Regions from separate parts of the Homo sapiens genome. Here all the other regions are linked to region 2. Evidence: chromatin contacts called from ENCODE Hi-C data. All regions are on one chromosome and are shown on one strand. The core of a region is the stretch at or near the end of the contact, and the rest is flanking DNA. Distances in the headings are between cores, read along the strand shown. Region 1 holds the start of CD99 (CD99 molecule (Xg blood group)). Region 2 has its middle 330 kb from the start of DHRSX. Region 3 holds the start of ASMTL (acetylserotonin O-methyltransferase like).

Evidence for each region. A loop is a pair of places that touch in the nucleus more often than their neighbours do. Pooled maps may share reads with other maps.
Region 1: a map with no recorded cell type shows a loop between it and region 2 (7-fold over the local background). The contact joins the promoter of CD99 here to the enhancer-like site in region 2. A Hi-C loop is called at or near these places in 13 of 37 single-sample maps with no recorded cell type and 5 of 50 pooled maps.
Region 3: a loop to region 2 is called in a map of B cell, with 28 times the contacts of the local background. The contact joins the promoter of ASMTL here to the enhancer-like site in region 2. A Hi-C loop is called at or near these places in 1 of 168 maps with a recorded cell type or tissue (B cell), 21 of 37 single-sample maps with no recorded cell type and 6 of 50 pooled maps.

The regions. Positions count from the first base shown.
Region 1 is chrX:2,689,234-2,693,199 of GRCh38, forward strand. CD99 (CD99 molecule (Xg blood group)) reads left to right here and starts at 2,062. Exons shown (of 10, transcript NM_002414.5): 1 at 2,062-2,194. The coding sequence starts at 2,128.
Region 2 is chrX:2,173,114-2,176,929 of GRCh38, forward strand. No RefSeq gene overlaps it. Among named protein-coding and RNA genes, the nearest start is that of DHRSX, 330 kb to the right of the region's middle. Within about 2 kb of position 1,703, at least 2 of the 41 ENCODE cell types and tissues checked have a DNase peak (open chromatin) inside an H3K27ac peak, as active enhancers do.
Region 3 is chrX:1,450,489-1,454,621 of GRCh38, forward strand. ASMTL (acetylserotonin O-methyltransferase like) reads right to left here and starts at 2,421. Exons shown (of 13, transcript NM_004192.4): 1 at 2,260-2,421. The coding sequence starts at 2,352.

The DNA of each region.
Region 1 (3,966 bases), core at 812-3,311, 520 kb after region 2:
ATGCCTCCCGGTGCCTCTCCGGCGTTAACATCCACACAGCCTTTAAGTTTGAGAAGAAACATTTTACAACCTCTTCTCTCTGACCCTAGCACCGGAAGGGTTCCTGTTCAAATAAGAACTTGAGTCTTCACAATTCTTTATCTTAACCCAGACATTCTTTTCTATTGATCCCAGGACTTTAAAGAAACCCAAGCAATTGCCAATCAGAAAATTCTAAAATCTACCTATAAGCTGGAAGCCTCCTGCTTTGGGTTGTCCCGCCTTTCTGGACAAAACCAATGTGTCTCTTAAATTTCATTGATGTCTCATGCCTCCCTAAAACGTATAACACCAAGCTGCACCCCGACCACCTTGAGGACACGTTCTCGGGACCTCCTGAGGGCTGTGTCATGGGCCATGGTCACTCATATTTGGCTCAGAATAAATCTCTTCAAATATGTTAGAGTTGGACTCCTTTCTCTTTTTTTCTTTTTTCTTTCTTTTTTTTTGAGACGGAGTCTCGCTCTGTCACCCAGGCTGGAGTGCAGTGGCCTGATCTTGGCTCACTGCAACCTCCATCTCCCCGGTTCAAGCGATTCTCTTGCCTCGGCCTCCTGAGTAGCTGGGACTACAGGTGCACACCACCACACGCGTCTAATTTTGTATTTTAGAAGAGACAGGGTTTCACCTTGTTGGTCAGGCTGGTCTCCAATTCCTGACCTCAGGTGATCCACCCGCCTCGGTCTCCCAAAGCGCTGGGATTCCAGGCGTGAGCCACCGCGCCCGGCCTAGTTTGACTCTTTTCGTGGACAGTTTGAAGTGTGGAATGCAAGAATATTCAGGGTTATTTGTCAGGCTGCAAAGTTGTTCCACTACCCTGCGGGAAAATGGATACAATTTTAGGCTTAGGTGTTAACAGATAACATTGTTAAGTGTGGGAAGGGCGACAACTGCACTGCAGCTGTGGCCAGTGGCGCGGGAGGGTGTCTAAACTCAAAGCCCACTGGAAGGCGAGTCGCCCATGACCAGGACTAGGGCCCAGGTGCCCCAGATAGAAGGCACCTCGTTCCCTATTGCCCCTCACTAACTCCCGTGACCAGGAGTCCCCACTCCCAACCTTGTCCTGGGGATTCTGGGGAGAAACTGCCCCAGCGCAGAGGCTACTCCAAGGGTTGTCCTTGGTCCGGCGCAAAGGGTTCGTCCGCCACCCTCCCGGCTGCGCACCCCGCGCTCGGACGCTCTAGAAAGGACTTGGGACGGGGGTTGCCTGTGGAGCGGGGGCCTAGGCTTCCTGAGCAGGGAGAGGATTGCACTTTGCTCCCCTTGGGGAACTCCCTGAGGTGAGCAGCGGGGAGGGGCCCCCATACTTTTCCCAGCAGGGGAGCCGGGAGTTTCCTCTGCTCCCACTGCAGAGCAGGGGAGGGTCCCTGCTAGGGGCGGAGAAGGGGCTGCAGGGGCGAGTGGGGAGGGGGGCTACACGTTTCCAAGAAGGGCGGCAGTTTCGTGTCGCTACAGTTGCAGGCGTGCATTTAGGAGGCTGTAGACAGGGAGGGACCCGCACTTTCCCGAGCAGGGGAGCTGCTGGGAAAGTTTGTTTTTTTGCTCCCACTGGAGACCAGGGGGTGAGGGGCGGAGAAGTGGCTGCAGGGGCGAGTGGGGAGAGGGGGCTCTATGTTTCCAAGAAGGGCGGCAGTTTTGTGCCACTACAGTTAAGGGCCGCCCTCGGGCGTGCATTCAGAGGGCTGTAAACCGGGAGGGACCCGCACTTTCCCGAGAACGTTGTAGTTCACTTTGCTTCGGGTCGGCGCCGCCCTGGCTACGGCCCTGTGGGTGGGTGAGGGGGCGTGGGCAGTTTCCTGAGAAGGGGCGGGGCGTGTACCGTACTCCCCTCGGCGCTGCCTGGGCCACCCCCGCCCGCCTACCCCCTCTGTCTCCTCCCCGGGCCCGGCGTTCCCGCCCCTTCTGTGCGCGCGTGGAGGCCGGGGCGGGGCGGGCGCAGCCGGCGCTGAGCTTGCAGGGCCGCTCCCCTCACCCGCCCCCTTCGAGTCCCCGGGCTTCGCCCCACCCGGCCCGTGGGGGAGTATCTGTCCTGCCGCCTTCGCCCACGCCCTGCACTCCGGGACCGTCCCTGCGCGCTCTGGGCGCACCATGGCCCGCGGGGCTGCGCTGGCGCTGCTGCTCTTCGGCCTGCTGGGTGTTCTGGTCGCCGCCCCGGGTGAGCGAGCGGAGGGATCCGGGTTGGGGGACGCGGAGGGCGCGGGCCGGGACTGGGGATCCGCTTGAGATGCGGCGTTGGGGGCGCCCCGCGGGGACACCCGGAGCCTCCTCCCTGCCCGGCAGGACGCGCTGTGCCCACGGGGGCCCAGGCCCGGAGGAGGCGCCCACTTTCTCCCCAACGCTTTTCCTGGAGCCGTTCCAGAGAGAAAAGTCAGCGTTTGTTGTCGGAGTTGCAAACTCTTACATGTGGGGCGGCCTTGGGAGAGGTGCGTCCGATTTTTCCCAATCTAGGGGACCTTCTTACAGATCTCTCTCCCTTTGCATGAGCCCCTCACCCCACCCCGTTATCTACCCCCAGGGTTTGGGGACCTGCGTCTTCAGGCCGCGCGCGGAGGCCGCCCTGGAGTTGCCTGTCACAGCCACGCCCTGCGTCCCGGGCCTAAATTTGGAATCGCTAGGAGCCTGAGACCCGGGTGGTGGGGGGAAGGGAAGGAAAAGTTAGAAAAAAACTTTGAGCCCTGAAAATGTTCAAAAATACTCTGTGGATGCGGGCTCCGGGAATTTCAGCGCGTGCTGTGCGCCAAGCAACACGGGGCGCAGAAAGAAACGTGTGCTTACCAAATTGTCCATCTGCGGCGGTGGAGAATTCGGAAAACAGAAAAAGTGGGCAGGGAAGAAAGAGCCACGGTCACCCTCCCACGCCCTAAACCGGGCCTATTTCTAATTATTACTTTAATCATGTTTTTCTGTTTCCCTCCCTTTGAAACGGAAACGGAGACCCTGCCGGATGTGGTATGTTATAAATTCTTTTTTCATGTTATAAATTCTTTTTTCAATGGTCAGTGCATTTTTTGCTCTTCGTATGGGCAGGCTTTTAAGTAGACCGGCTTGCGGGCAGTGTGGACTTCAGGACGGGCCTTATCAGGGCTGGACGTATTTAGGAAGGAGACGCGGGAACGCCCGGCCCTGGGGAGGACGGAGGAGGCCCGATTTGTGTTGATAGGATCTAGCTCAGCCTAGAGCTGCGGTGACTAGGCCGGGTCTCTATTTTTAGGGAGGAGTTGCTAATGGATTTACACCCTCTTTAAAGGGGTCCCGGGTATCCTAGAAATTGTGCTTTCACTTGGTAGAGATTAGAGATAATGAAGCCTGCTCCGTAGAGGAAAACTTGGAGGACTTTCCAGCCTGCAGGGGAGGTTCCAAGCAGAGCTTCCTGTTTCTCCCTTTTCTTCCTAAATGTCCTTCTTGCGGGCAACCTGTCACCACGGACGGGATGGCTCTGTAGGGTTTTATCAGCTGCATTTGTTCCCCAGGCACCTGCAGATGAACGGGTTTTTCACTTGTCTCTCTGCGAATGCATTCCTTCATCCTTCATGCCTGCCTTCCTTCTTTTGCACCTACTGTGGGCTTGGGGTCAGGGAAATATATCCAAGGGAGTGCTGGTGGCCTAAGAATTCAGTTTCCTGGAGAACAGAGGCATCTGAACAGGCAGACGGGAGACAGGGCCACAGGGACCTTTATAGTTCCATCACGAAATAACTCAGGGGTTCCCAGTGGTAAATCTTGGTGAGGGGCTTGGCTGGATTTTGAAGCCCTAGGGACAGATTTGCCGGCTGGTCTGGCGTTCCAGGTCATTGGAGCAGAGTGAGTGGAAAGCCTTATATTCTCTAAGCCCCAAACAAGTCGTTGCACAGTTTTTTTGTTTTTGTTGGTGGTGGTGGTTTTTTTTTTTTGGACGGAGTTTCACTCTGTCACCAGTCTGGAGTGTAG
Region 2 (3,816 bases), core at 453-2,952:
TAATCTTTTGTATTTTTAGTAGAGACTGGGTTTCACGGTGTTAGCCAGGATGGTCTCGATCTCCTGACCTCGTGATCCGCCCACCTCAGCCTCCCAAAGTGCTGGGATTACAGGTGTGAGCCATTACGCCCGGCTAATCTTTTGTATTTTTGGTAGAGACTGGGTTTCACCACGTTAGGCAGGATGGTCTCAATCTCCTGACCTTGTCATTCACCCACGTGGGCCTCCCAAAGTGCTGGGATTACAGGCGTGAGCCACCGCGCCCAGCCCTGAAAACATAATTTTGTTTTCAAGTGTTGGGGCTCAGGTTTGTCCATCGTCACAAAAACGTTGTCCATAAAATGTAACAATACCACAACACCGGAAAAATGCTTCCACAAGTGGCTGAGGCAGTAATGAAAGTAATTACACCTGTCACTTCTTTTTCTTGTTGCTGTTATTGTTGTCTAAAGTTTAGCTTGCTTCATTCTTTCCCTTAAACTTTTATCTTAGGTTTGGGGGTACACGTGCAGGTTTGTTGTAGGTCAATTTGTGTCACCGCAGTTTGTTGTACAGATGATTCCATCACCCAGGTATTAAGCCCAGTACCAATAGTTATCTTTTCTGCCCCTCTCCCTCCTCCCACCCTCCACCCTCAAGTAGAGGTGTCTCTTGCTCCCTTCTTTGTGTTCATGAGTTCTCCTCATTTAGCTCCCACTTATTTATTTTTTTATTTTTTTGAGACGGAGTGTCACCCTGTCGCCCAGGCTGGAGTGCAATGGCGTGATCTTGGCTCACTGCAACGTCCGCCTCCCGGGTTCAAATGATTCTTCTGCCTCAGCCTCCCCAGTAGCTGGGATTACAGGTGCCTGCCACCACGCCCGGCTAATTTTTGTATTTTTAGTAGAGATAGGGTTTCACCATGTTGGCCAAGCTGCTCTCAAACTCCTGACCTCGTGATCCACCTGCCTCGGCCTCCCAAAATGCTGGGATTACAGGCCTGAGTGACCGCGCCCGGCCTAGCTCCCACTTATAAGTGACAAAGTGCAGTATTTGATTTTCTGTTACTGCATTAGTTTGCTAAGGGTGATGGCCTCGAGCTCCATCCATATTCCTGTAAAAGACATGATCTCATTCCTTTTTCACAGTTGCATACTATTCCATGCATGCCTGTAATTCCCAAGCATGTAGAAATATTACAACACGATCCAGCGGCATAAAATGTGGTTTGAACCCACCCCCATCCTTTGGTTTTTCTCTTTCCTCCCTTCCCTTAACCTCCTACTTTTAGTTTTTAGCGTGCCTCCTTCTGTTTCTTTTTTATTTTTTTTTTATTGAGACAGAGTCTTGCTCTGTCGCCCAGGCTGCAGTGCAGTGGTGCAATCTCGGCTCACTGCAAGCTCCGCCTCCCGGGTTCACACCATTCTCCTGCCTCAGCCTCTCCGAGTAGCTGGGACCACAGGTGCCCCCAACCGCGCCGGGTTTTTTTTTTTTGTTTTTTTTTTTTTTGTATTTTTAGTAGAGACGGGGTTTCACCGTGGTCTCGATCTCCTGACCTCGTGATCCGCCCGCCTCGGCCTCCCAAAGTGCTGGGATTACAAGCGTGAGCCACCGCGCCCGGCCTGTTTCTTGTATGCTAAGGTTTGCATTACAGCTGGGAAAGTGGAGAAGAGACAATGTTTCTCCTCCAACCGAGTAAACAAAATTACGGGGATTAGAATGTGCCTGCTAAGAGCTCAGTAAACGTCATCTAGTGGTTACTAAGTGACCAAACAGGAAGCTGGGTGTTCATGCAGTCATGCCTGGATTCACTCACACTGCAGCCGCTGGTAGGGACAGACACAGCAGGGTTGGGACAGATTTGGTGGAAGAAATCATAAGCTAAAGAGAAACCCTGGCGTGCAAAACAATCCTTCCTGGCCGGGTGCGGTGGCTCACGCCTGTAATCCCAGCACTTTGGGAGGCCGAGGCGGGCGGATCACAAGGTCAGGAGTTCAAGACCAGCCTGCCCAATATGGTAAAACCCCGTCTCTACTAAAAAAAAAAAAAAAAAAAAAAAATCGCCAGGCGTGGTGGCGGATGCCTGTCGTCCCAGCTACTCGGGAGGCTGAGGCAGGAGAATCGCTTGAACCCGGGAAGCGGAGGTTGTAGTGAGCTGAGATCGGCCCACTGCACTCCAGCCTGGGAGACAGAGCAAGACTCTGTCGGAAAAAAAAAACAAAAACAAAAACAAAAAAACCATTCCTTCCTGGTAGCAGGCCTCATTCATCAGCAGCCCATAAAGGACTCTACTGACTTTTTGTCCTAGGTTAACTACAACCTGTGTCCCAGAAACTGCAGAGAGGCTCCCTTCAGGGTTCCCACGCTCATCCACATACACATACACTCACGCATGCACACGGCTATTCACACTCGTGCATACACATATACATATACATTGCAGGTGTGCACAGGTTTTCACACGCATCTGCACACGCACGCATGCAGCTAAAAGCATATGTGCATTTTACACACGCACACATGCATTCACGCACACATGAGGCATTTGCACACGTGCACGGGTGCACTCTGTGGTCTCTGCCCTTCCTCTCGGCACTGCTTCTCCTTCATGGATCCCTTCCTTTTGTGATTTCAAGAAAGCCTCTTTGGAGAAGGTCTTCCACTCCAACACCAACCTGTCAACCAAAATCCTGCCCCGTGTCGGCAGCACGGCCTTTGTAGATTGCATGCTGGGTCCAAATCACATTCTATGTTGTTTTCAGCAGTGCTCCCCTCGATGTGTGCCACAGCCCTCATCAAGAGGAGTCCAGAGCTGTCGTCATCAGCGCTACGATGCTGATCCTGTCTTTGTCCTCTATTCTCCTCTTTGCATACACAGCCAGCTCATCTACCGAAATGAGAACTCTTGTGTGTCAGGGTCTAAGTGTTTCTCCTCTTTGCAGCCCTGCTTCCACTGAAACCCAGGCATACACATGCATGTACAGATACACTCACACCTGCATGTACACACGTGCGTATACATGCATTGCACACATCGATTCACACATAGGTATGTACACCCATGCACATACACACTGCATATATGTGCAGATTTTCACACATACATGAGGCATCTGCACACGTGCACAGGTGCACTCAGTTTTTCACACTCATGCACACGCAGGCACACATGCATGCACACATATGCACATACATCAATAAATGCATAGCCCACACACATATTTACACATGCACGAAGCATTCTCATACCCATGAATACACGTTCATACATGCACACACAAGCATCCACTCAAGTACACATATTCACACATGCATGTACACACATGCACAGAAACACACATACATGATACACATGCAACCCTTTCACAGTGCATGCACGGTGCACACACACATGCACACATTCACACATGCATGTGTGCATTGAACACGCATTTGCGCATGCACAAGGCATTCACACAATCGTGCATACACATTCACACCTTCATGCACACAAATTCACATATGCATTTGCAGGCATGCAGTGATGTGTGCACACGTGCATTCAGATGCGTGAATTCATGCAAACACACACAAACAACACGCACACATATGGATGCATACACACACATGCATGCATACTGAGACACCCTGAGGCACAGTGAGATGTCTGTAACATAATACAAATTGGGTGGTTACATTTGGCCTCTTGAAATTCAACAAAACCACAATACAATCCAGCATCTTTGGTCCAAAGCAGCTCCTGCCTCCTGACTTCTGCTCCAGTGGTGCGTCTGTTTTCCTAGAGTGTCGTCTGGGGCAACAACGCTTCTTTGAACTTTGCAAAAAGGCTTGGGATGT
Region 3 (4,133 bases), core at 1,171-3,670, 720 kb before region 2:
CTCCCCTCCCTTATCCCTAGGAGGTCCTGGATCACACTCCCCTCCCCCATCACTAGGGCATCCTGGGTCACTCTCCCCTCCCCCATCCCTAGGGGCTCTGGGTCACTCTCCCCTCCCCCATCCCTAGGGGTTCTGGGTCACTCTCCCCTCCCCCATCCCTAGGGGTTCTGGGTCACTCTCCCCTCCCCCATCCCTAGGGGGTTCCGGGTCACACTCCCCAACCCCATCCCTAGGGGTTCTGGGTTACTCTCCCCTCCCCCATCCCTAGGGTTCCCGGGTTACTCTCCCCTCCCCCAACCCTAGGGGTCCCAGGTTACTTTCCCCACCCACATCCCTAGGCGGTACTGGATCACTCTCCCCTCCCCCATCCCTAGGGGTCCCGGGTCACTCTGCCCTCCCCCATCCCTATGGGTCCCGGGTCACTCTGCCCTCCCCATTCCTAGGGGGTCCTGGCTCACTCTCCCCTCCCCCATCCCTAGGGGTCCTGGGTTATTCTCCCCTCCCCCATCCCTAGGGGTCCCGGGTCACTCTGCTTTCTCCATTCCTAGGGGGTCCTGGGTCACTCTCCCCTCCCCCATACCTAGGGATTCCGGATCACTCTCCCCTCCCCCATCCCTAGGCGGTCCTGGATCACTCTCCCCTCCCCATTCCTAGGGGGTCCTGGGACACTCCTCCCTCCCCATCCCTAGGGGGTCCTGGGACACTCCTCCCTCCCCATCCCTAAGGGGGTCCCAGGTCACTCTCCCCAACCCCATGCCTAGGGCGTCCTGGGTTACTCTCCCCACCCCCATCCCTAGGGGGTCCTGGGTTACTCTCCCCTTCCCCATCCCTAGGTGGTCCTGGGTCACTCTCCCCTCCCCATTCCTTGGGGGTCCCGGGTCACCCTTCCCTCCCCCATCCCTAGGGGGTCCTGGGTCACTCTCCCCAACCCCATGCCTAGGGGTTCCAGGTCACTCTCCCCTCCCTCATCCTTTTGGGTCCCGGGTTACTCTCCCTACCCCCATCCCTAGGGGGATCCCGGCTTACTCTCCCCTCCCCCATCCCTAGGGGGTCCCAGGTTACTCTCCCATCCCCATTCCTAGGGGGTTCTGGGTCACTCCCTGCAACCCCATGCCTAGGGGTTTCGGGTCACTCTCCCCACCCCCATCCCTAGGGGGGTCCCGGGTCACTTGACCTCCCCATTCCTAGGGGTCCCGGGTTACTCTCCTCTCCCCCATCCCTAGGGGTCCCGGGTTACTCTCCCCACCCCCATCCCTAGGGGGGTCTCGGCTTACTCTCCCTATCCCCAACCCTGGAGGTCCCGGGTTACTCTCCCCATCCCCATGCCTGGGGGTCCCGGGTTACTCTCCCCATCCCCATCCATGGGGCTCCGGGGTCACTCTGCTGTCCCCATCCCTAGCGGTCCTGGGTCACTCCTCCCTCCCCATCCCTAGGGGGTCCCGGGTCACTCTCCCCAACCACATGCCTAGGGCGTCCTGGGTTACTCTCCCCACCCCCATCGCTAGGGGGTCCCAGGTTACAGGTTACTCTCTCCAACCCCATCCCTAAGGTGTCCCGGGTTTCTCTCCCCTCCCCCACCCCTAGGGGGGTCCCGGGTTACTCTCCCCTCCCCCATCCCTAGGGGGTCCTGGGTCACTCTCCCCAACCCCATCCCTAGGGGTCCCGGGTTATTCTCCCCAACCCCATTCCTGGGGGTCTCGGCTTACTCTCCCCATCCCCATGCCTGGGGGTCCCGGGTTACTCTCCTCTCCCCCATCCCTAGGGGTCCCGGGTTACTCCCCCACCCCCATCCCTAGGGGGGGTCTCGGCTTACTCTCCCCATCCCCAACCCTGGAGGTCCCGGGTTACTCTCCCCATCCCCATGCCTGGGGGTCCCGGGTTACTCTCCTCATCCCCATCCATGGGGCTCCGGGGTCACTCTGCTGTCCCCATCCCTAGCGGTCCTGGGTCACTCTACCCTCCCCATTCCTAGGGGTCCCGGGTTACGATCCCCTCCCCCATCCCTATGGGGACCCAGGTCACTCCCCACCCCCATGCCTAGGGGGTTCCGGGTTACTCTCCCCTCCCCCATCCCTAGAGGTTCCGGGTCACTCTCCCCAACCCTATCCCTGGAGGTCCCGGGACACTCTCCCCTCCCCCATCCCTAAGGGTCTCGGGTCACTCTCCCATCCCTATCCCTAGAGTTCCTGAGTCGCTGGGCCCTCCGGGGTTCAGCCCCTCCGTCCCCGGTCCCCTGCCCCGCCCAGGCCCAGGCCGTACCGCGTTGCTGAGGATCTCCTGACGGCGTGGGGAGGCGCTGGCCAGCACCACGCGCTTGTGCAGCAGCTTCCCAATCACCGGGCACAGCACCATGGCGTCCACGCCGGGAGCCGGGCGTCCGCACTTCTGAGCCCGGAGCCCGCGGTGCGCGCAGCGCGGCTGCAAAAAAAACAGGCGGCCAGAGTCCCGCCTCCGCGAGGCCACGCCCCCGCCCGCCTCCGCGAGGCCACGCCCAGTCCGCGCCTTCAGTGGCCTCCCCGCGAGACCGCGCCCAGGCCACGCCTCCATTGAACACTCCGTCAGGCCTCGCCCAGGCCACACCTCCATTGCCCTCTCCACCAGGCCACGCCCATGTCACGCCCCATTGATCTCCCCTGAGACCACGCCCAGACCACGCCTCCATTGCCCTCTCCGTCAGGCCACGCCCAGGCCACACCTCCATTGCCCTCTCCGCCAGGCCACGCCCATGTCACGCCGCCATTGACCGCTCCGCCAGGCCACGCCCAGGCCACACCTCCTTGCCCTCTCCGCCAGGCCACGCCCATGCCACGCCGCCATTGAGCTCCCCGTGAGGCCACGCCCAGGCCACACCCCCGCCCGCCTCCCCCCCGGGCACCGCCCCGGCCGCTTGGTGAAGCACCGCCCCCAGCTCCGCCTCCCGGGCCCCGTCCCCGCCCCCGGCGCTCGCCCCGCCCCTCCCCACCCCGCCTGCGGCGCCAAGACCTGCAATGGCGCAGGCAGCTGCGGGGTCCCGGGGAGGAAAGGCTGGCGTGGATACTTGGGGTTCCTTGCAGGCGCGGCGTGGGGAGTGGAAATGCTGGGTTTCCGCAGCTGCGGTTGTGGGCAGTTGTGGGGGTGGGGGGTTCTTACCCGCACGTGGAGGGGCCCGGCGCAGAGATGGGGGTCTTGTGGGAGCCGCGTCGGGGAAGGTAGAGATAGGGGGTTCCCCGCGGACCCGGTGCGAGTGGCGTGGGGATGGGGATGTCCTCGTGCCTGGTGGGAGGGGAGTGGAGATGGGGGTGTCCACGGGCCTGGTGGGAGGGGCGTGGAGATGGGGGTGTCCACGGGCCTGGTGGGAGGGGCGTGGAGATGGGGGTGTCCACGGGCCTGGTGGGAGGGGCGTGGAGATGGGGGTGTCCACGGGCCTGGTGGGAGGGGCGTGGAGATGGGGGTGTCCACGGGCCTGGTGGGAGGGGCGTGGAGATGGGGGTGTCCACGGGCCTGGTGGGAGGGGCGTGGAGATGGGGATCCCCGCGGGGATGGTGGGAGGGGTTTGGAGATGAGGGTCCCCGCGAGAATGCTCGGAGGGGTATGGATATGGGGGTCCCCGCGGGCCGGGTGGGAAGGGCGGGGAGATGGGTGGGGGGGGGGTCCCCGCGTGCCTGGTGGGAGGGGCGTGGAGAAGGTGGGGGTCCTTGTGGGAGGGGCGTGGACACTGGGGATCCGCGCGGGCGTGGTGATGGGCGCGGCGTGGGGACCCCCTGGGGGCGCGGTGCTGGGGGCGCAGGGATGGGACCAGGGCGGGCGCTGTGAGGTGGGGGACGCCCGGCTGTGCCTTCCCTCCCTAAACGGAGCCCACCTCCAGGGCAGCGGGTCCCTTGCGCGCCGCAGGCTGCAGGGGGCGCGCGTGAGCTGTGCGAGGATTTTTCTTAAACCCCAGAGCCCAGCCGCACCTGCTCCACATAAACCCAGCGTGGCGTGGAGACTCCGGGCACTGTTTCCCCAGCCTTTGTGACTCAAAAGATTTTAAAATAAAATGTCAAAAATAATAATATACCCAGAGCCTATGCCAGTGATGTGTAGATGCAGAAAATGGAATCCTACAGTTAATTTTGTTAACTGTGGAATGACATCCGAGGGTGTCCAACACATTA